Linked DNA regions of Mus musculus: region 1 is linked to region 2. The links are chromatin loops, found by intact Hi-C in ENCODE. Cell type or tissue: gastrocnemius. All regions are shown on one strand. Links, peaks and the distances in the headings refer to the core of each region. The heading gives the core; the rest is flanking DNA. Region 1 has its middle 28 kb from the start of Tenm4. Region 2 holds the start of Gm22226 (a small nuclear RNA gene).

Evidence for each region. Peaks named below come from ENCODE experiments on the same cell type or tissue, not always from the same donor. Only the 100,000 strongest peaks of a DNase experiment are listed, where the experiment ranks them.
Region 1: it touches region 2 in a loop (3-fold over the local background); 12 of 42 quality-filtered maps call a loop at or near these places.

What each region holds. Positions count from the first base shown.
Region 1 is chr7:96,138,452-96,148,664 of GRCm38, forward strand. No RefSeq gene overlaps it. Among named protein-coding and RNA genes, the nearest start is that of Tenm4, 28 kb to the right of the region's middle. In gastrocnemius, for the core only: no CTCF peak of the experiment used is centred there; a DNase peak (open chromatin) is centred at 4,891; H3K27ac peaks cover 802 bases.
Region 2 is chr7:96,910,075-96,920,287 of GRCm38, forward strand. Tenm4 (teneurin transmembrane protein 4) reads left to right here. Exons shown (of 33, transcript NM_001310762.1): 33 at 1-1,019. Gm22226 (a small nuclear RNA gene) reads right to left here and starts at 10,028; the gene lies at 9,920-10,028. In gastrocnemius, for the core only: CTCF peaks have their summits at 4,126 (motif pointing left) and 5,878 (motif pointing left); DNase peaks (open chromatin) are centred at 4,133 and 5,854.

The sequences.
Region 1 (10,213 bases), core at 1,091-9,090, 770 kb before region 2:
ATTTGATCCCCAGTGCTGCCATCACAATATGTCACTAACTAGGTAGTTTAAATAATGAAATGAATTGTCTCTTGCCTCTGGAGACTACAAAATCAAGGTGGTGTCAGGTTTGGTTTCTATGTCAAGGCTTCTAGCGATTTAGCATCCATATTTGACATCATGTAGGTTGGGCATGCCCCACCACCCTAACCTCTGCCTTTATTTCTACCCAGCATACTTTATGTGTCTCCATAAACAAATTTGTCCTATTTACAAATAATCAGACCATTGCGTTTGGAGGACTTGCTTTAATAGCCCAAATTTTAGGCCAATTACCTCTAGAAAGACCATCAGGCCAAATAAAGTCATACTCCAAGCTTCTCAGATCCAAACTCCATCACAAGCCCTTCACAGTAGCCATGCCATCTGTGGGAGGGTATTCATATGCACACCTTATAGCCAAGAGCTGTGTCTCCAGTATTCGGGTCTACATTGAAGTCTGCACCGCCACTAAGATAACTACCACCCCAGGAACTCAGCAGTCTTCACTTTTTCCTGGGTTCCAATTCAAGGGAGCCCTACTTCCCTAGCACTGGGCATCAGACTCACAGAGCTAATAAGCTGGGTAGCCTCAGTACAGCCATCAGTACAGCTCACCACAGAGAAATGGACAGTGGTGTGATTGGTTGTTTTGAGGAGCTAAAAATAGCCTGACACTGCCTAGCTGAGGGGGACATTGGGTGACACAGCCTGTCCCCAGCACACAAAACAATGAGGGCATATTTCAGGCTCTGGCAGAGGATTCATAGGATAAAGTCAGAGGCAAAAAATCATAGAAAAGTTCACCCTTAATGAGAAATGACCTTCATAACTCCATCTCTCCAGAGTTCCCTTCACAGAATATTACATTTTTCCATATCTAATTCCATTCCATCTATCTTATCACTATTGTAGAAATATTAATAAAGATGGTATTGTTTAGGGCCTTTAATTCAGCGTGTATATATACATATATTAGGCTAAAACCTATAAGATAAATTGTCTGCTCCTTCTCTCCTTTATATTCTTTTGTTTGGTTGTGTGGGATCCTTGACGCTCGTTTTAACATTTTTTAATATCCTGCAGGTTAGGCTGACACCCTGGTCCTTTGCAAAACTTGAGTACCCCATTTGGGGTGCTGGGCACAAGCCTTCTCATCCCACCCTGCCTCAGGCCTGAAGCTCCGACTTGCCAGCAGCTTCTCTACTTCATCAAACTCAGCTGGCATGAAGCATTTGTCTATATCCCCAAGTCCCCAGAAGGTCTCAGGTTACCCCATGCAGCCCCACTCCATCCCTCTCAGGTTTTCAGGGAACCTTAATTCCAAGGTAGACACACCTGCCCATTGAGAATATCTGGTTGTGTCCGAGTTCTGTTCTGTGAACTCAGCTTTGGCCTCAGTCTTACCATTGTGTGTACACAAATGCTTGGACATCAGCATGGTCTGCCACTCATCCAACACCTACAGTCCTCCTACTCATTCCGTGTCCTCGAGGAAATGGCGATGTCTGTGGTGTTAGGTTGCTGTTACAGTGAGTAGCTAGAAATCCCCATGGTTCACAGAAATGATAGATTTGGTGACTAAATATAGCGCCCGAGAAAACGAGTCTTTATCAAGTATAGGCTCTTCTTTGTTTTGCTTTTTACAAACAAGGCCAGGAGTAGCAAGGGAGGGGGGACTGGGGATAAAACAACATTGGTAAAGAGCTAACTATTCAAGCATCAGGACCTGAACTCAGAACCCCAGCACCCATGTGAAAGCCAGGGACAGCACTATGTACCTGCAATCCCAAAGCTTTAGAGGTGGAGACGGCAGGATACGTGTGGCTCGCTCACCAGTCTATCTAGCCAAATTGATGGGCACCAGATTCAGTAAGAAACCTTGTCTGAAAGAACAAGGTGTAGAGTAACCGAAGACACCCAACCTTGACCTCTGGCCTCCACAGAAGGGCACATACAAACATAAATGCATTCATATACACAGTCAATCCATTACCTTACCTGATAGCACAATGCAGAGACTGAGCAAGAAACTTAACCACTAATCCATAGAAAAAGAGACTGACTCTCCCAGAACAGCAGGAAACCAGTCATGGAGGAGAGCTGAGATTTTCTAAATCACTGACAAATCAGTGACTTGGTGATATGTCAGTGACTTAGAAGGTAAGTGATCGCCCAAAGTTGAAGCTAATGCAGTTTCCTCAGTGTCTTTGTTACTCCCAGGATTTCCAGGTGCCATCTATATATCTCACAGTCACACATATTTTAGTTCATAATTAAGTTCCTCTTTTATAGAGTGCTATTGCAAAGTTTGCCATTAACACATTGGCAAAGTGTGAAACTTTCCTCAAACAATCAAATGAATAAACATTCCTCCAGCATCTCCTACCGCCCTTCTCCCACTGCCCCAAAGCAGGGCCACGGTGAAGGTAAGAATGGCTTCTAATGGAAGCTTAGCATTCCTGTGCTCAACCTGCCTGGACCTTTGAGCATCCAGGCTGCCTCCCTTACCTCCTTGCACTCTTCCTCAAAGCTCAGTGTCCAGCTTACCTTCTCCAGCATCTTCTTTAAAAAATAGCTTCCATTCCCATTCCAGTCCCTCCCATCTCTCTTCATCTTCAAAAATACTAAAGGAGGACCCAGATGTAGCTGTCTCTTGTGAGACTATGCCGGGGCCTAGCAAACACAGAAGTGGATGCCCACAGTCAGCTAATGGATGGATCACAGGGCTCCCAATGGAGGAGCTAGAGAAAGTACCCAAGGAGCTAAAGGGATCTGCAACCCTATAGGTGGATCAACATTATGAACTAACCAGTACCCCGGAGCTCTTGACTCTAGCTGCATATGTATCAAAAGATGGCCTAGTCGGCCATCACTGGAAAGAGAGGCCCATTGGACACACAAACTTTATATGCCCCAGAACAGGGGAACGCCAGGGCCAAAAAGGGGGAGTGGGCGGGTAGGGGATTGGGGGTGGGTGGGTATGGGGGACTTTTGGTATAGCATTGGAAATGTAAATGAGCTAAATACCTAATAAAAAATGGAAAGAAAAAAAATACTAAAGGAGGTTCCACTTATTCATGTGTCTTCTCTTCTCCACCAGGATACAAGTTCTAGGAGAGCCTAACTTGCAGCATGGTTTGATCATTTCCTTAGCCTTTTGCTGGACCCAATACTATCTTCTTAATAAGCATTTGTTGAGAAAATGAATGAGGGAGGGAGAATGAATGAATGAATGAATGAGCCGTATGGTAACCAGTTATATTATTTATAAAGCATTAATTCCATGAAAGTGCAGACAGAGGAATGGCCCCTAGGAGGGGTACGTTTTGGACATTGAAGAAATGGGATCTTATTTTAGTCTTTCTCCGTTGCAGATCCAGGAGAGAGAGAGAGAGAGAGAGAGAGAGAGAGAGAGAGAGAGAGAGAGAGAGAGAGAGAGAGAGAGAGAGAGACGGTGCTCCAGGACCTGGGACTAATCTAGGCAGTTTTCCAGTTTGGGGAAGCAGATGATCTATGTTGGCAGCAGTGAATGCTTCCAGCAAGTTAAAGAAGCATTCTTCGTGTATATTTTACACATTGTGAGATGCTCTTTGACCTAAGGATTCTTTGTTCTATTTTGCAACAGCCAGGCTAGAGATTTACAAGTCCCCCAAAGCCCTGAGTTCAAACCTCATCTCAACTATTCCTTGGCCAGCATGGTTCTCTTTGTTGTCTCCATAGCAAAAGGGTTGTTGTGAGGGTCAAATGAAGCAAAGATTATAAGGTGTTTATCACAAGGCCGGGGACACGGGAAGTGCTCAAAGAATGGCTCTAGGCATCTATTTCAGAGCCAGAAGATCTCCATAGGAACCCCAGCTCTTCTCCTCCCTGGCTGGGTAAACCTCAAAAGCTGTTTAGTATCTCAGGCCTCAGTTTCTGCATCCACAAAATGGATGAGCACTGTGCCTACCTACCAGAAGCATGGAAACTGCATGAGTTAAAATAGCCACAGCACACAGAAACCATCCTGACAGGCTATTTGTGTCACAATCACATCACATATGGTCAAGGCCACCTTTTCTGGGATTAAATTTCAGGTCAGGAAGCTTTCAGGTCAGAAATTAGCTTCTTGAGGACTCTGGCAAGTCTCACAACAAACACTAATTGAATCTCTCTCTGTGTTCCTGTCACTCTTATCTTCATATGGGATGTATGCTCCCCAGGAGTTGTCTTCTGAGAAGTTTTATCCTGAAGCTGATGTAAACAGATGCAGAGGCCCACAGTCAAACAATAGGCAGAGCACAGAGTCTTGTGGAAGAGCAGGGAATCGGACTGAAGGAACTGGAGGGGTCGAGGACACCACAAGAAGACCTACAGAGTCAACTAACCTGGGTCTATGGGGCCCTCAGTGACTGAACCACCAACCAAAGAGCATACAGGGTCTGGATAACTAAGGCAAAGGAGGGGAGGGATTCTTATCCACACTTTACTCTGCATTCTCCAAAAAGAAGCAACAAAGAGGCGGGAGTTTGTGGGGAACACAACTTTAAGGAACTCACTCACACTTCCAAAGTCCAGATTCTTCAGCCATTAATATGCAGGGCACAGGAGCTGAGGAACCCTGGTGCAATGACGTGCCTTTGAGTTGAGGACTTAGTTCAACAGTCTAGGCCCTGGTGACTGTCACCCTCTCAGCTGACTCTTGGTTCCCTAGAGAGAGGGCTATACCCATCAGCCAAGCCTAGAAGCCTTGTCTTAGAGAGAGAGAGAGAGAGAGAGAGAGAGAGAGAGAGAGAGAGAGCAACAACAAATAACTAGAGTTGAAAGTCACAGGCAGGGCCCTTGGAGCCCGGCCCTCAGTGGGCAGGCAGCCTTCCAGCTTGGCATTCTCTTCTGGCACCTCTGTGTCCAGGCACTAAAAATAACACACCCAATCTCTCTGCAGCCAACTGAGCTCCCCAGCAAGGACTTGTGCCCTTTATGGCCAGTGAACATCTGCTGCCTCCTGACTGCTGTCAACAATCAAAACAGTGTCTTATCTCAGTGGGGGCTATTACCTAGCCCAAAAGGATGCCCCTGAGGCAGCCTCTAGCTAAGTGGTCTCCCATTCAGCTGTGTGAGTGGCCAGGACCCTGCCTGCAGGAGGTTGGCCATGCAAGAGTAGAGAAACCAGGTCACAAAGAGGGATGTAACTGGAGCCAAGAGGGAGAGAATGAAGAAGGGCATAAAGTGCCTCCTTTCAAACCTAGAGCTGTCTTGAGCCAAAAGGGTGGCATGCAGAGGTGTGGGAATACTAATGAGCACAGATGTAACAGCATCCTCTTGTTGGTAGCCATATCTTCCAGACACACAAATTGAACACTGAACGCAGGCCAGGATGGTGGGCAGGGCTGGGACCTATAGGCCTCAAAGGAAAAGGTATGAGCAGTTAACTTCCCATCACTTTGAGAAAATACCTAGGATAATCCAATTAAATGGAGGAAAAGTTTATATTTTGCCTCAAGGATGCAGAAGTTTTAGTCCATGCTCACTTGACCAATTGACTTTGGAACTGAGAGCAAGCTCTACATCATGGTAGGAAGCATGTGGCACAAGAAACCACTCATCCCATGCAGCCAGGGAGGAAAGAGAAACAGAAGGGCTGGCCTCCCAGTATATCCTACAAGGGTACACTCCACCTGACCTGCCTCTTGACTCTGGTCCTTGCCACCTAAAATTTCCATTACTTTCACAACCTCCTAGTAGCAACAACAGTTGGGGACAAAGTCTTCAATGCAGAGGACTTTAACAGTGCACTCTTCCCTAATTCGTGATTCTTGCTGCTCAGTGCCAGGTGTGGACTTTTCACTCCTTCATCTTGTACTTCAGGCTTCCCAGTACATCTGATTTCTCCACTTTGCTCAGGCTGGGGTAGCTCTGTCCCACTCCGGTGTCAAAGGATGTCAGAACAAGCAAAGCTAACTGCTTGGAGACTATGCCAGGCATTGTGCAGTGTGTTTTCTATGCATTCAGTACTTCTCCCATTGCTACTGATGAAGTAAGGTGCAGACCAGCTACGCTGTTGTCTATGGCCACCTAGGAAATAACCAAGCTAGGCTTAGGCTTGGTTTTCCGGACTTGAAGGCTCTTGTTCTTGACAATTCGAATTCAAAGGCCACCTGAAGTTCATTAATCTTTGAGGGATTTTATAAAAATGGACCCCATCTGGATACCCCTTATCTATACCTGAGTCCTGTTCAGATTCTGTGAGGCCTCAGAAACTAAAATGATTCACCGTATTCAGCTTGTTCTGCCCCATCTGAACTTTAGGTTCCTACAGCTGACCAAGGAAAACCAGAGGTAGCTTTCCATCATCTTGTGTCCATGTTCTTGGTCCACTCCCAACTCATGTCTGCTAGTCAACCCAAGGTGGAAAGATCCCAGGTAGAAACATGTCTTTGAACTTTGATCTTCCCCAAAGTATGTCAGTGCTTTTGTAGCAGGCTGGTAGAGAACAGGCCTTCAGTATAACAAAGCAGTCTACAAAAAGAAACTAAAGAGGATTCCCCCAATCTTTGGGACCCTGACATATCTGACTCATAGGATCTATCTTTTGAATGTCCTTGTTCTACCAGGTCATACCCCTGACTCACTTTGTCCTTTACTTTTCCACTTGATATCACAACTTGGTGTCCTTTCAGCATAGTGGCCATCTTCCTCTGATCGCAGATCTTCAGATAGTCTTTTGTCCTTTGATAGATTGCCATCAATGGGTTAAACCACCTTCAATCCTCTTCCAAAGATGAAGAGTCAATCTGTCCCTCCCAGAAGTCATCAATGACAGTATTCAGGAGCCAAGGCTGGAGTTAGATGGCTCCCTCCAACACTATCTGCCAGATCCCAGACTCCCCATCTGGAAACGTAGAAGACTAGGTAGCTTGTCTCCCTTACACACAGAAGAAATTAAATACAACGACACAATGATAGTAGGCAGTTATAGTACCCAACTGGAAGTAAGCCTGCAAAGCCTACAATGGTGAAAGTTATGGACATAATCTTCTCCCAACTTGAAGATTTTCATTTAAAATAGGGCCTCACTAAACAGTCCATACTGTCCTTGAACTCAAGATCCTCCTTCCTCCAGCTCCCAAGTACTGAGATGATAGGTGTGCACTATCACATCTACCTCCAACCTTATACATTTCTGAGGCACTGTTTTTGTGCTTTGCTGTATCAACAGACCCATGGGGGGACCCAAAATACAGTAGACACTAGAGGAATGTGTTGAGAACAAGTACAAGAATAAAAGGGTGGATGAACAAAATAGATAAATAATAAGAGTATCCTAGACACCAGAAGGACATCGTGAATCATCCTTCATGCTTATTGGTCTGATTTCAATTTCTAGCTAATCACTATGTGTATTTTCTTGTTTTTGTGGTGCTGCCGACAGAAGAAAGTACAGTCAGTTCTGTTATCTTACCCCATATGTGTTCTGAAAAATCAATGTGCTATGCAAATTCACCCACAGGGACTGGGGTGCAGAATTTAGAAGAAAATGGAGGTAGAGCTATAACACTCTAAAATTTCTCCAGTAAAGTATAATTTAAAAAAACATACAAATCGATTCCCAGTAATAAAAGGTAACATTATTTAAACTATTTCAATGGCTAAATAGTAAACAACCATGGCACTTCATTTTGAGAAAGCCCTATAGCTTGAACCTGCTGGTAGAAAGGTGAGATAGTAGAATTATCATCTGAAATTAGGTAGATGGTTGAAAAGCCAGATGTGCACAGATGTGGTTAATAGCACACGCAATTTTTTTAACCTTTCTCATTGCTACAACAAAATACCTGGTATCTTAGATAGGGTTTTATTGCTGTGAAGTGACACCATGACCAAGGCAACTCTTATAAAAGAAAACATTTAACTGAGGATGGATTACAGTTCCCATGGTTTAGTCCATTATAATCATGGCGGGAAGCATGGTATCATACAGGCAGACTTGATGCTAATGGAGCTGAGAGTTCTACATCTTGATCCTAAGGCAGCCAGGAGGAGATTAGCTATCCACACTGGGTAGATCTTGAGTAGATTTATGAGACCTCAAAGCCAGCCTCCACAGTAATACACTTTCTGATAAGGCCACATCTACTTCAACAAGGCCATACTGCCTAATAGTGCCACTTCATGGGTCAAGCATATTCAAACCACCACATTCTATTCCCTGCTCCTCCACTCCCAATAAGATTGTTCAAACACATGAGTCTATGGGGGCTGTTCATATTCAAACCATCACACCTAGCCAGAAGAAATTTAAGAAAGGAGGTTTATGTTGGCTTATAGGTTTAGGGAGCACATCCCATCTTCTAAAGGAAAAGTGTGGCAACAGGAAGAGAGGAGAAGTTGGCTAATCATACTGCATCCACAGTGAGAAAACTGAAAACAGGCAGTGAGGCTGGGCTATAAATCTTCAAGGCCTGCTCCCAGAGACCTACTTCCTTCAGCAGGTCTCTGTCTCCCAAAGATTATACAACCTTCCAAAACAGTGCTACCAACTGGAGACAAAGTACTCAAACATAGGATGTTGTGGTGGACACTTCAAATTCTAACCACAACAACATATGCAAGGAACTAAAGTGGATGAATGTATTTGTGTGTGTGTGTGTGTCTGTGTGAGTGTGTGCGTGTGTGTGTGTTCCCACATACTCTGTTGATTTTAGGCATCACTCTAGGGCTTTCCAGGAGGAATTCCTGTCATGCTCATGTTGCTCACTAGTATCAATTGCACGAGAACAAAGCCATATCTCCAGAATAGAACCATGAATAGGTGTTTTGATACTTGGTTTTTTTTTCCTGTTAGTATTCTTCCTATAACTGATTCTCACTCCCACATACACTCCAGAGAGAGAGACAGAGACAGAGACAGAGAGAGACAGAGAGACAGAGATAGACAGAGAGACAGAGAGAAAGAGAGAAAGAGAAGAAAGGTCTAATTTATTGGCGTCCCTCTCTCTCCACATAACCCAGCTTTCAGCATGGGCCTACTGAGTACATGCTAACCTGGAGCTACAGAGACAAAGTACAGATGGCCCCTTGCTTCACATAGCTTACAGTCCAACACTGTATTTAAACGAGAGCCAGAGATTCACAGAGTGCCTCAAATGGAATGTTCCACCCCTGGGCAGAGCTTTCCAAGTTCCGTAATGCAGTAATGCTGAGTGCCTCCTTGCCAGGGTCAGCTCTCACTGCCATAAATCCTACTGAAAGTTACAGCTCTGTCTACTTACTGTGTACTCTGGGGCCCGGCCCCTAAAGAACTGGAGTGCTAGATTAGCAAGAAGAGAAGCTACTGCTTCCCACTGAAGGCTGGGCTTGTTCTAGGAATGTGATGGGTCACAAGTGCACCCATGTGGAAGACATATTTGTCTTGACTGTCACTAAGCTTTCTATTTGTCCCCAGGAAGGGTCTTCTTCACATTAGGACATTGGACTTATGCAATAACAATTTACCCACCCACCCCCTAAAATTCTCCAGCGGCTTTTCTATCTCTTTTTAGTCAAATACCATACCTCTCTCTGTGGTCTAAAAGACGCTGTGATTGAGTCCAGTGTAATGTCCAACCTCATTCAACAGTACCCTTCACTCTTGCTGCAGTCTGACCACCATGGCTGTCTGTTCCTCATGCTCTGAACCTTCAGACCTGCCTTTCCTTCTCCCCGGAATGTCTTTCTTGGACACGGGTCTCTTATCCTTTCTCTTAGAGTAGCCTTCTCGGGTTGTTATCTCAGTGTAATCTTGCCCTTCTTCATAACTTGGACCATAATCTGTAATTGCTCTACCCATTCAGCTCCAGTTGCAGATGTCCCAAATTGCCAACTGCCTTCAGGCAAAGGAGATTTACTCTGGATGGTTTCCCAAGTGAGAAGTCTGATGTGGGTGGGCAGGGCTGCATTCCTTGCAGAGACTCTAGGGGAAGTCCACTTCCTCTGCCCTCCCACAGTCTAGCAAGAGGGTGCTTTCCTCTGACTTGTGGCCTCTCCCTTTTTGGAACTGTCAGTCACAGCTATTTGACCTCTGTCTCCAAGGCCCTACCTTCCTTGTGACTGAGAACCTGCTGCCTCCGTTTTCTAAAGACTCTTTCGATTGCATCGGACTCACCTGAATAATCCAGGTTAATTCTCCATTTCAAAGCCACAACTTAATCACATCTGTAAAGCGTCAGGTAGC
Region 2 (10,213 bases), core at 1,405-9,404:
TTGGGGTTAAATCACCCATTACACAAAGATGAGTGTGTCCTTCATCCCTCACATCAACTGCTTAGCCCAGGTTATGCCGATTCTGGGGTAGGAGGATTCACCTCCCATGGGGTCCCAGTCTCTCCTCTCTCCCGGGATCTTCATCAGGACTAAAAGCCCTCCACGAGAGGCACACCGTCCCCAGCTAGGTCAAAACCATTGTCTATATTTTGTGAGAGGGGACGGAAGTAAAAAATGAACTCTGTGGTTCAAGACCTTTTTATTTAGCCTTCCCAAAACAGCAAACTCATTTTAAAGACTCATTGCTCAGGTGACTGAAACTTTATCCTCTCCAACCCATCATTCTCAAAAACCAGCCTTGTGTACTTGACTGCCCGGAACAGTGGCGGGCTATGCGGTTTCACGGTGTTGTGGAAGATCAAAGGTGGGGAAGCATGGGGTGGGAACCCTGTGTTGTGTTTCAGAGGCCTCGGTGGGGCCCTGTGTTGTACTTCTTACCCTCTGGGGAATGCCAAAGGCGTGAGACTGGGCTACTTCCTAGTCCCTAAGAAAAATGTGATTGATTCTAAGGGCTGATGGTTCAGGGCTGACTGCCCGTGGGCAGGCTCGGCTGTCCCCGCAGAAGCTGACCCACAGATGTCTGGTGGTTCCCAGCAGCTCTAATCCACTCATCACCAGAACCCCACTGTTCTAAATGTGCCCGTCATTCTGAGGACTTCTGAACCCGCAGCTCTGGCAAAGGACGATAATGAGCTGCCTCTGGATGACCAACACTGGAGACTCTGGCCTTACCATGTGGAAATAGTTTTCCTGAAGTCTGGAACTAATTTTGAGAAGTTTTTTTCTCAACACTTTTGTGTTTCTAACACTGTATTCTTGACTGTGTAAATACCAACAAGGCTGTAAATAAATGCAGATGTAGATACCTTCTAGAAAAAAGGGGGGAAAGCATAAAAACAAAACCAGAAGTGATCCCGTGTAGCCTTCGTTGACAAATAAAAGACTATTTTGTGTTTAAAGGTGTGCAGTGGCCTTTGTTGGGAGACAGTGGCAGTTACCAGGAGGGCTGGAGGAAGACCCCCATCTTAGTCCCAGAGTCCCTTGCAGGTCCTACCTGTCATGAACAGCGGTGTCTGGAGGATCACAGAAGACCAGAGGCCTCACTTACTAAAAGATGAGGTACACACAGAGGCAGCTCTCACCTTAGCTAGTGCCAAACTGCCTTAAGCTGTGTCCTAGCCTGGTTCTTATGCTCACTGGCTTCAAAGACAGATTCCAAGGGGCAGGAACACCTGGCCCCATCCACCACCAAACGCAGGACCTGCCACAGAGTTACTGCACCTTACAAATTAACAGGCGCGTGTTCAACTGAGACGTGATAATAACCACATAGTACAACTTAGGGAGAGAGGAGAAAAACTCCTTGAGTAGTGTAGGTGTTTTCCTGCTGTGTTCTTTTCTTTCCAATCTAGCGTAGTTCTAATCACAGTGCGTGGGAACCTCTCTCTTTTAATCGCACACTTAAGCTATGAGACCTCAGTGTCAGGGGTGAATGCTGGTAGTCTTGAAGAGATTATTTACTGAGCCCAGCTCCCGGGTGTATGTGGCAAACTTTATGAAAATTCAAACAACCGTCCTTCTAAGTCAGGAATGCCATCCCACTCTCATTGACCCCAGGTTGGCCCATGCTAAGCTCTAGGGAAAGGAGGGTCAAGCTATAATAGGCCCCTTCCTTCCATGCAGGCTGGATGGAGACATCACGGCAGAAGTGACAGGCAGCATCAGCAGCGCAGCCCTCCACTGTGAGCCACCTCAGCATGGACAGGGGTTCCGGTGCTACGACCTGACCTTTGGTCACTGAGGTACTCTGCACGCCAGATCGTGCCTCTCCATGAGGGCATGGTGACACAGACCTCCTGGTCGATTTCTTCTTGTGTCACTTAAAGAAGGATGTATGTAAAGTAGCTCACTGCTCAGAACACCATGCCCCCTCTGCCCAGCCCAGCCAACCCAGACCCTTAACTGCTGTCCAAAGCTTAGCACTCTGTACTCTATAATGTTTCTCAAGCTTTGACTTGCAGTTTATGAACGTATAGCACCTCCCCCTCCCCCTGAATTCCCAAATAAGCAGGCCTGGAGGGTAGCCCCAGAACATGCAGTTCTAATCGGTTCCCAGGTATTACTGCTTTGAGAACTGCTGGTAACTATGCTACCCTCAATGCTGTGTACATAATAAATTGTTTAATGTGTGTGACACTTCAGATGCCCCGAGTCAGCAGAACCTCCCCTTTCTCCCAGTGGGCAGCTGCGCTAGCCCACACCCCGACACCCCTACCCCATCTACCTTTCCCTCTGCATGTACCACAATGGGCTGCCTGAGCTCTTGGACCACTCAGTCAAGCCCCAGACTTTCGCCTGTCAGTTGTTCACACACAGTCTTCACACCTGGCTGAAATCAACTCAAAACCTTTTGGACACTCTTTCTGCTCTCACAAGATGCCCCCAGTGCGTCCTCTAAAGCTGACCTGAGCTGTTCAAGACGGGGCCACTTCAGGAGTGAGCTCCTCTCCAGGTTAATCAAAACTAAATTTCATCCTCTGTGTGTTCCCAGTGTCCCAAATACGAGTCCAGCGCCTCATCCGTTGAAGGTTGGCCTCTCTTTGACTTCAGGGTCCAGTCCCTCCAGTGGAGAGTCATCAGTCCACAGCTGCCCCGAAGAGCCAGACACTTCTGGCCCTCTCTACACTCCAGTAAAAGTTGCTAGGACAGCTCACCAAGACTCAGTGGGGTTGGCTGTTGAGAATGAACACACAGGGCCTTCGGTCACCTCATTCAGAGAGACTGGTAGAGTCCTGTGTCCTGCCCCAGAGTGAACACGTGATGAGGGTCCGTGGGTTAGAAATGAATGCAGCCAAGATGACAGGACTTCCAGTTAGCAGTGGATGGGGCTCTAGGTACCTTTGCTCACCAGTTTCCCCTGGGTTCTGCCACAGGAAGCACTCATAGATGTCTGTTAGATGAACGGTGCACACATCTCTGATTCTGTAACAGCCCACCCCACCCTCTGCCAGGTCTCTGGACCTCTCCCCACTTTGATTCCTATTCTATAACTGACTGCAAAAGCACACAGGAAGTGCTCCCCACTAAGTGAGTGCTACTCAACTCTGAGGCCAAATGTCTGCCCCAGCCTCCCTGACCAGATACTTCTGGGGACAAGCACTGTCTGGTTTAATGGTGAGATCTCAGCAGAGAGAGTAAGAGTTGCCTCTAGACAAGGTGCTGTCTGCATTAATCCTGATTGAACCCACACCATAGGCAAGAGGTGGGATTGGCAGGTGAGCTGTAGGTTCATGACTTGTGTTTAAGGATGGAATCAGAATGTGAGTCCAGGATTCCCTAGTGCCACATTCTAAGCTATGTTGGTATTAAAGTTAGGGAGCCAAGGAATTTCCCATATGAAGAGACTGAGGAATGAATACCACCTTTCATGTGTCCAGCAGGTCCCCATCAGCAGACACAGGATTGCCTGAGACTGTATTCCACTCCCATACTTGGAGCCAGCCTCATGGGCAGTGACCAGAGCTCCATGACCAGTGCAGCCCCACAGAGCTCCATGCTTAGAAGGGCTCGGCTCTCCCTGAGTTCAGTGTTCTGCTGTCACCATCTTGAATGCCTGTTTCTTCTTCTTTTCAAAGGGGGACTGTCTATTTTCATCTTATCCTGGATTATGCAAACTATGTGACCAGTCATGCCCAGATTGCTTATCCAGCGTTGATAATCTCTCAGAATTCTAGGACATTCTCAAGACCCTGAGACACAGAGGACCCCAGATTCCCAAAAGAGTGGGTATCCAATGGGCAAGAAAATCCTTGCATGTGTTGGCTTAGGACTGACTCGCATCAAGAGAACCCAGGAAACTCACACCTGATGATAAACATTCGAGCTACAATGCCCTTGCACACACAGGCATGTGTCTGAAGCCCATCTCCATGTCCACCCAAGTCTCACTAGATGACCACAATGTATTTATATGAGGACAATGATTCTCTCTCCTCAGAGATGTTTGCCAGTTTTCCTGATCATCCACTAAGTCGCACTCATGATTTCTTCACACTCATAGCGCCACCTGGTGGCCACCTCTCGCACTTTCCCTCCCCCAGCCTGAGCTGCAGAACAGCTGAGTAACACCAGTCTCCTGCCCAGCTCTTTCACTTCCTGGGGTTCGGGAGACCTTCAGACAACATCCCTTGTGACTTACAGCCAACCGTTTAGACTTATTACATCTACACGGCTTCTCTGATTCTCTCCCCCTTAGCTTTCTTTATACTTCTGAGCCAAAAAGAGAAATTCTTACTAATGTGTGAGTAGGCAAGATGTGGCTTCTTATAATAAAAAATGTGACAAAAGCCCTCAAGATGCCTCAGCAGGTAAAGGTACTCACTGCCAAGCCTGGTGACATGAGTTCCATCCCTGTGACCCACACGGTGGAAGGAGAGAATGGACAACTGAAAATTGTCTATTGAACTCCAGCCCAATGTGCATATAAACACATATATACCTATATCTGTATCTGTGTCTGTGTCTGTGTCTGTATCTGTGTCTGTATCTGTATCTATATCTATGTCTATATCTATACACACACACACATGCATACACGTGACATGTGTATACACACAGACAGACTGTTTTAAAAACTAACAAGATGAACTCCTTGAGGATCCAGGCTCCACTCTGGTCTGGATCAAATTACTCTCAGAAGTTGCTTCAAAAAACATTAAAGGCTCGAGAAAGGAAACAGAGGAAAATAAGCTTTGGGGTCCTTTCCTCTTCTTCCATGATGCCTTGCGACCCTCAAGCCACTGTGAAGAGAATCCCTCTATAGTAAATATGATGTCCCCAGCTCTCTCCTGTAGTCATGTACAGGAGCCACTGCTGAGCCTGAGGCTGGAAGAAGGCAGACAATGCAGTGTCCCTGAATTATGTCGCTTGGAGACTTACCCTGAGCACCCTCAAGCTATCAATGCCAACAGTGATAATAAGGAGGAAGAACTTCCTTTGCTTAGGAGCCAAGACAGTAGGCAGGCACACTAGGCACATCTTCTTTGATGCATTTTGCAATTGCATCAAGGCATGTTTCAGAAAGCAGTCTGCCCAGCCTGGGAACCTACAACATGTCAGATGTTTGCTAAGCACTCTAAGTACATCTGCATTTAAACCTGGCCACAGTGCATGCAGAGGGGTGTCATTAATATCTCTAGTCTTCAATTGGAGAAACGGAGGTATATTTAGAAGGATGCGATGCTGGCAAATGGAACGACTGAGACTTGAACCTAAATAATCCGATTTCAGGGGCTAGCATGCTACCGTTAGCTACCTCTTGAGCCTAGAAACAGAAAGGAAACATACAAACACTGATCTAGATCCTGCTAGACAAGGCCAACTGAATAACCACAGTGCATTTATTTAGTCACTTTCCCTGAAGGGCATCTGATGTCAGGTATGGATGATACATAAGTACAGTCTGCCTCTAGTCTGGGAGTAAGAGCTGAACCAGATGGAACTGCACCTAGGTACTGCATGATGGGGTGGAATGCAATGGGACTCAGGTGACAAGAAGCAAGCTCCTGACACCTCTAAGTCAGGAAATGCTTGAACACTGGCTTAGTTGTATCTAAGATTTACCTCTCTGTCCTGCAGATAAATTCTAAACAAATTTATTATACCTAAAGACCCCACTAACTCTAACCCTCAGCTTCACACTGCCTTCCACCTTAGACGAGAGGAATGCTGGCTGCCATGGGTCAGGCAACTTAACAAGTCCAGCATCTCATGGTTCCGGGGTCTACATAGACTGGCCTGATCTGCCATCTAGTGGTTGATATGTGCATTACATAAGGTATGGGTGGCATCCTGCCTTTCTGCCCAGGTATAGAGGGGATGAAACCTAAGATAGAATCCTTAAGTCTGTAAGCAGCATTAAGAAGGTGTCTCCAATGTTTTACTAATGAGGAGACTGAGATGGGACTCTGAGATTTGATTGATATAGTAATAATTTTATCCATCATTTGCCTGGCAGCATGCTAATCTCTTCACGTTGACCTCCTGGAGTCATCTCATGAATACCATAACGACATTTGTTTAGCCTCCCTCATGCCTGCTCTATTTCTGAATTCCATCTTGTAATGTCCTCCTTACTTTGAATGCCATGTATTTATAAGACCTTGAAGTGACACTGCAAACTGTTATACAGTCTGAATCAGGCCGTCCTTCAGAGTGACACTTCCTATGTTCTTGGCCCTCCGTGTATCCTACATGCTCCTTGGGCTTGCATCGGATTTGATTGTTGTAAGCAAGACTGGTGTGTGTGTATGCTCTTCCATATCTGAACAGGTCAGGCATGGTAAGAGTTGGAGGTGTTGGTGCAAGGTAAAATGCTGACCACGGCTTCTCCTCCACCACTTCCTTCTTGGTATGTTTTGTTTGCTTGTTTGTTTTGTTTTGTTTTGTTTTCAAGGTAGGGTTTTTCTGTGTAGCCTTGGCTATCTTGGAACTTTCTTTGTAGACCAGGCTGGCCTCCAACTCATAGAGACCCACCTACCTCTGCTCCCAAGTGTTGGGATTAAAGGCATGCATCACCATTTCCAGCAGGAAGAAGGAATTTTAGTGGAGAAAATGACTCAATAGGACTGGTCAAGTGCTACTCAACTCTGAGGCCAAATGTCTGCCCCAGCCTCCCTGACCAGATACTTCTGGGACAAACACTGTGTGGTTTAATGGTGAGATCTCAGCAGAGAGAGTAAGAGTTGCCTCTAGACAAGGTGCTTTCTGCATTAATCCTGATTGAACCCACACCATAGGCAAGAGATGGGATTGGCAGGTGAGCTGTAGGTTCATGACTTGTGTTTAAGGATGGAATCAGAATGTGAGTCCAGGATTCCCTAGTGCCACATTCTAAGCTATGTTGGTATTAAGGTTGGGGAGCCAAGGAATTTCCCATATGAAGAGACTGAGGAATGAATGCCACCTTTCATGTGTCCAGCAGGTCCCCATCAGCAGACACAGGATCGCCTGAGACTGTATTCTGTTCCTACACTTAGAGCCAGCTGCATGGGCAGTGCAGCCCCACAGAGCTCCCTGCTTAGAAGGGCTCGGCTCTCCCTGAGTTCTGCTGTCACCATCTTGAATGCCTGTTTCTTTTACTCTTTTAAAGGGGGACCCTCTATTTTCATCTTATGCTGGGTTATGCAAGCCATGTTGCCAGGCAGATTGGGGGCACAGACATGGACCTGGAGTCCCTCTGAGCTGACACTGAGTGTGCTTGTTTTCACTGTCAGAAAGCCCACAGCCTCAGCACAAGGGAACTGGGTATCCAGAGTGAGTTTACAGGAGAAGAGACGATTTCACGTGGAAGAATTGGGAGAGGGGTTTTCTAAAAGAGCCAATCTTGGCTTCAGAGGCCCACAGATACACTGCAGTAATATATGCTAGGTAATTTTATTTCAATTTGACACAAGCTAGAGTCATCTAAGAGGGTGGAGCCTTATTTGAGAAAATGTCTCAGGCTGTAGGCAAGCCTTAGGGTGTTTTGTTAATTAGTGATTGATGGTGGAGGGTCAGCCCATTGTTAGTGGTGATACCCCTGGGCTGGTCGTCCTGGTTTCTATAAGAAAGCAGGCTGGGGAAGCCACAAGGTCCAGGCCAGAAGGAGCACTCCTCCATGGCCTCTGCATCAGCTCCTGCCTCCATGTTCCTGCCCTGCTTGAGTTCCTGGCCTGCATTCTTCCATGATGAACTCCCATGGTGTGCAAGTGTGAGCCCTTTCCTCTTCAACTTCTTTGGTGATGGTGTTTCTTCCCAGCAGAGGTAACCCTAATTAGGACACAATGGATGCTTGTCTGACCAGACAGTGGTCTCGAGAATGTAGGGAAGCCCCCTTGTATCTCTCCAGCTTCCTATCCATTGTCCCCAGACGTGGTTTGTACGGTTGCGGGAAGTATCTGTCAGACAGTGATGAAGAATACTCAAGATCTGTGACTAAAACTGAGGGGGATGTTCTTGGGGAAACAAAAAAATATTAGCGTTACAGTAGCACGGCAGGAACTCACAACTCGGAACCCAGAAAGCTGCCAGTGAGCACGTGGTGGTTACACAGCCCCTGGCATCGCAAGCTCCCGTCGGATCCCTAAGTCTTAAGAACTAAACTAAGAAGACCTCAGCCTGATTCTGACTCACCCGGTGACACACATGCAGAACCAATCCAAAAAGCTTTGCAAAGTCTTTGAAAACCAGTTTAGGGGCCACAGTCTACAAAGGGTTGCTCATAACTTGTTGTCTATATTCATCTTGGTGGGTGTACCTACTTCCATGACAGAGCCCTCATCTAACATGAGCAAAAGTCTATGTTCAGTCCTCAGCACTACACAAAAGAATCAAGAACTGGGCCAGGGTGGTGGCATACCAGAGACAGAGGCAGGCAGAGCTCTATGTGTCTAAGTAGCGAGTTCTACATGGTGAAACCCTGTCTAAAGGGGGGAGGGGCAGTGTTAAGTATAAATTAATGAAAATAAAGTCAGTCTTTAAAGACTCCCTAGAATTTAAATAAGACCTAACACTATATTTATATACAACCTTATCCAGAAATCTCAACTTGGCCAGTTCTGAGATGACATCAAGATGGGAATTATCTAAAGTTCTAAAGCAGATTTTACAAACAGGTTCCAAAGGTAAGGACAGAAACTCTTGAAGCAGCTGGTAAGACAGAATACCTGAAAAAAAAAAAAAAAACACATAAGAGATGTAAGGCAGACGCAACTGGAAACACAACAGCTAAAGTAAATGTAACCAGTAGCCACACCCATCCACCCCCAGCCTGGGCCAGGCATAGAAGAATGGAAAGAAAAGGAAAAGAACCAGTGAGCCTAAAACAAACTGATTAAATATTCTTAATCTGTGGTTGATGGGGATGTGCTCAACCAGAGGAAGAGTGATTGTGAGGGCAAACTAGAGCCTTGGGGTTCACTGGGGCCATTTGACGGGTGTGTGTGTGTGAGAGAGAGAGAGAGAGAGAGAGGGAGAGAGAGAGAGAGAGAGAGAGAGAGAACAGCAGGAAACACACCTGATGAGATGAGAGCTAATGACTCCCCAAACCTAAAGAAAACCATGACCTCACGGAGTCAAGAATCTCTACAAACTCCAAACAAGGTACTGGAATCTATGCCCAGACACATTCTAACCCAAGCCATGGAGACCAAAGACGCAGAGATGCAAGGAAGACACAGGGGTTAGGGAGACAGCTCAGGGGGTAAAGTGCTGCACACACAAACACGAGGACCCAAGTTCAGTTCACAGCAGCCCAATAACAGCCAGGTGCAGTGACACACATGCCTGAAAACTTACACTTGAGAGAAACAGAGGGAGTCCCTACATGAGCTCCGGGCTCAATGAGGGACCCTGGCTCAAAAGATGGAAGAAGACACTCAGCATTGACCTCTGGACTCACATGCACAAGCACACACACACATGAACATACACCCACACATGTGCACATATGGGTATGTACACACACATTAAAGAATGTTTTTCAGTTGAAAGAATTCATAGGAAAACACAATGCATGACTTGCAGGGAGACAGTGACTGGAACGGCTGTCGGGACACCTAACGTTTCTAAAGTGCCAAAAGAAAAGAAATGTCAGCTCAGAATTCTGAGTGTAGTGAAAAGAACCTTCAGGAATGGGGATAAAATTAAAGCTGGCAAATGAAGGGAGCCAGGAGAATTGAGCTGCTCGGCCATTCTTCAGTCAATGGGAACGAGGCTAGAAAGAAGCTCGCAACCTTGGGAGAAGAACAGCAGGAATGGGAACGATTTCTAAACAGAATAAACTACCATTTAAATTCTTTCTTCAAAAAAAAAATCTCTTAAAAATCGGGAACGCTTTACGAATTTGAGTGTCATCCCCGTGCAGAGAGGCAGTGCTAATCTTGTCCGTATCCTTCTAATTTTAGTGTATGTGCTGCTGAAGTGGGCACTATTTTTTAAGTTCTTTTGTTGAAAGAGGCAGGGTCAGCACTCTGTGATGGACTTCCAATAAGAGGACAGGGGAGATCTGTGCAGCACACTTGGACACTGCCCTTGAAATAATCAGGTGTTGTTTCCAGACAGAGCAAGGAGGATGTCTGCTTTAAGTCCTGAAGCAATGGCTAAAAAACAAAGA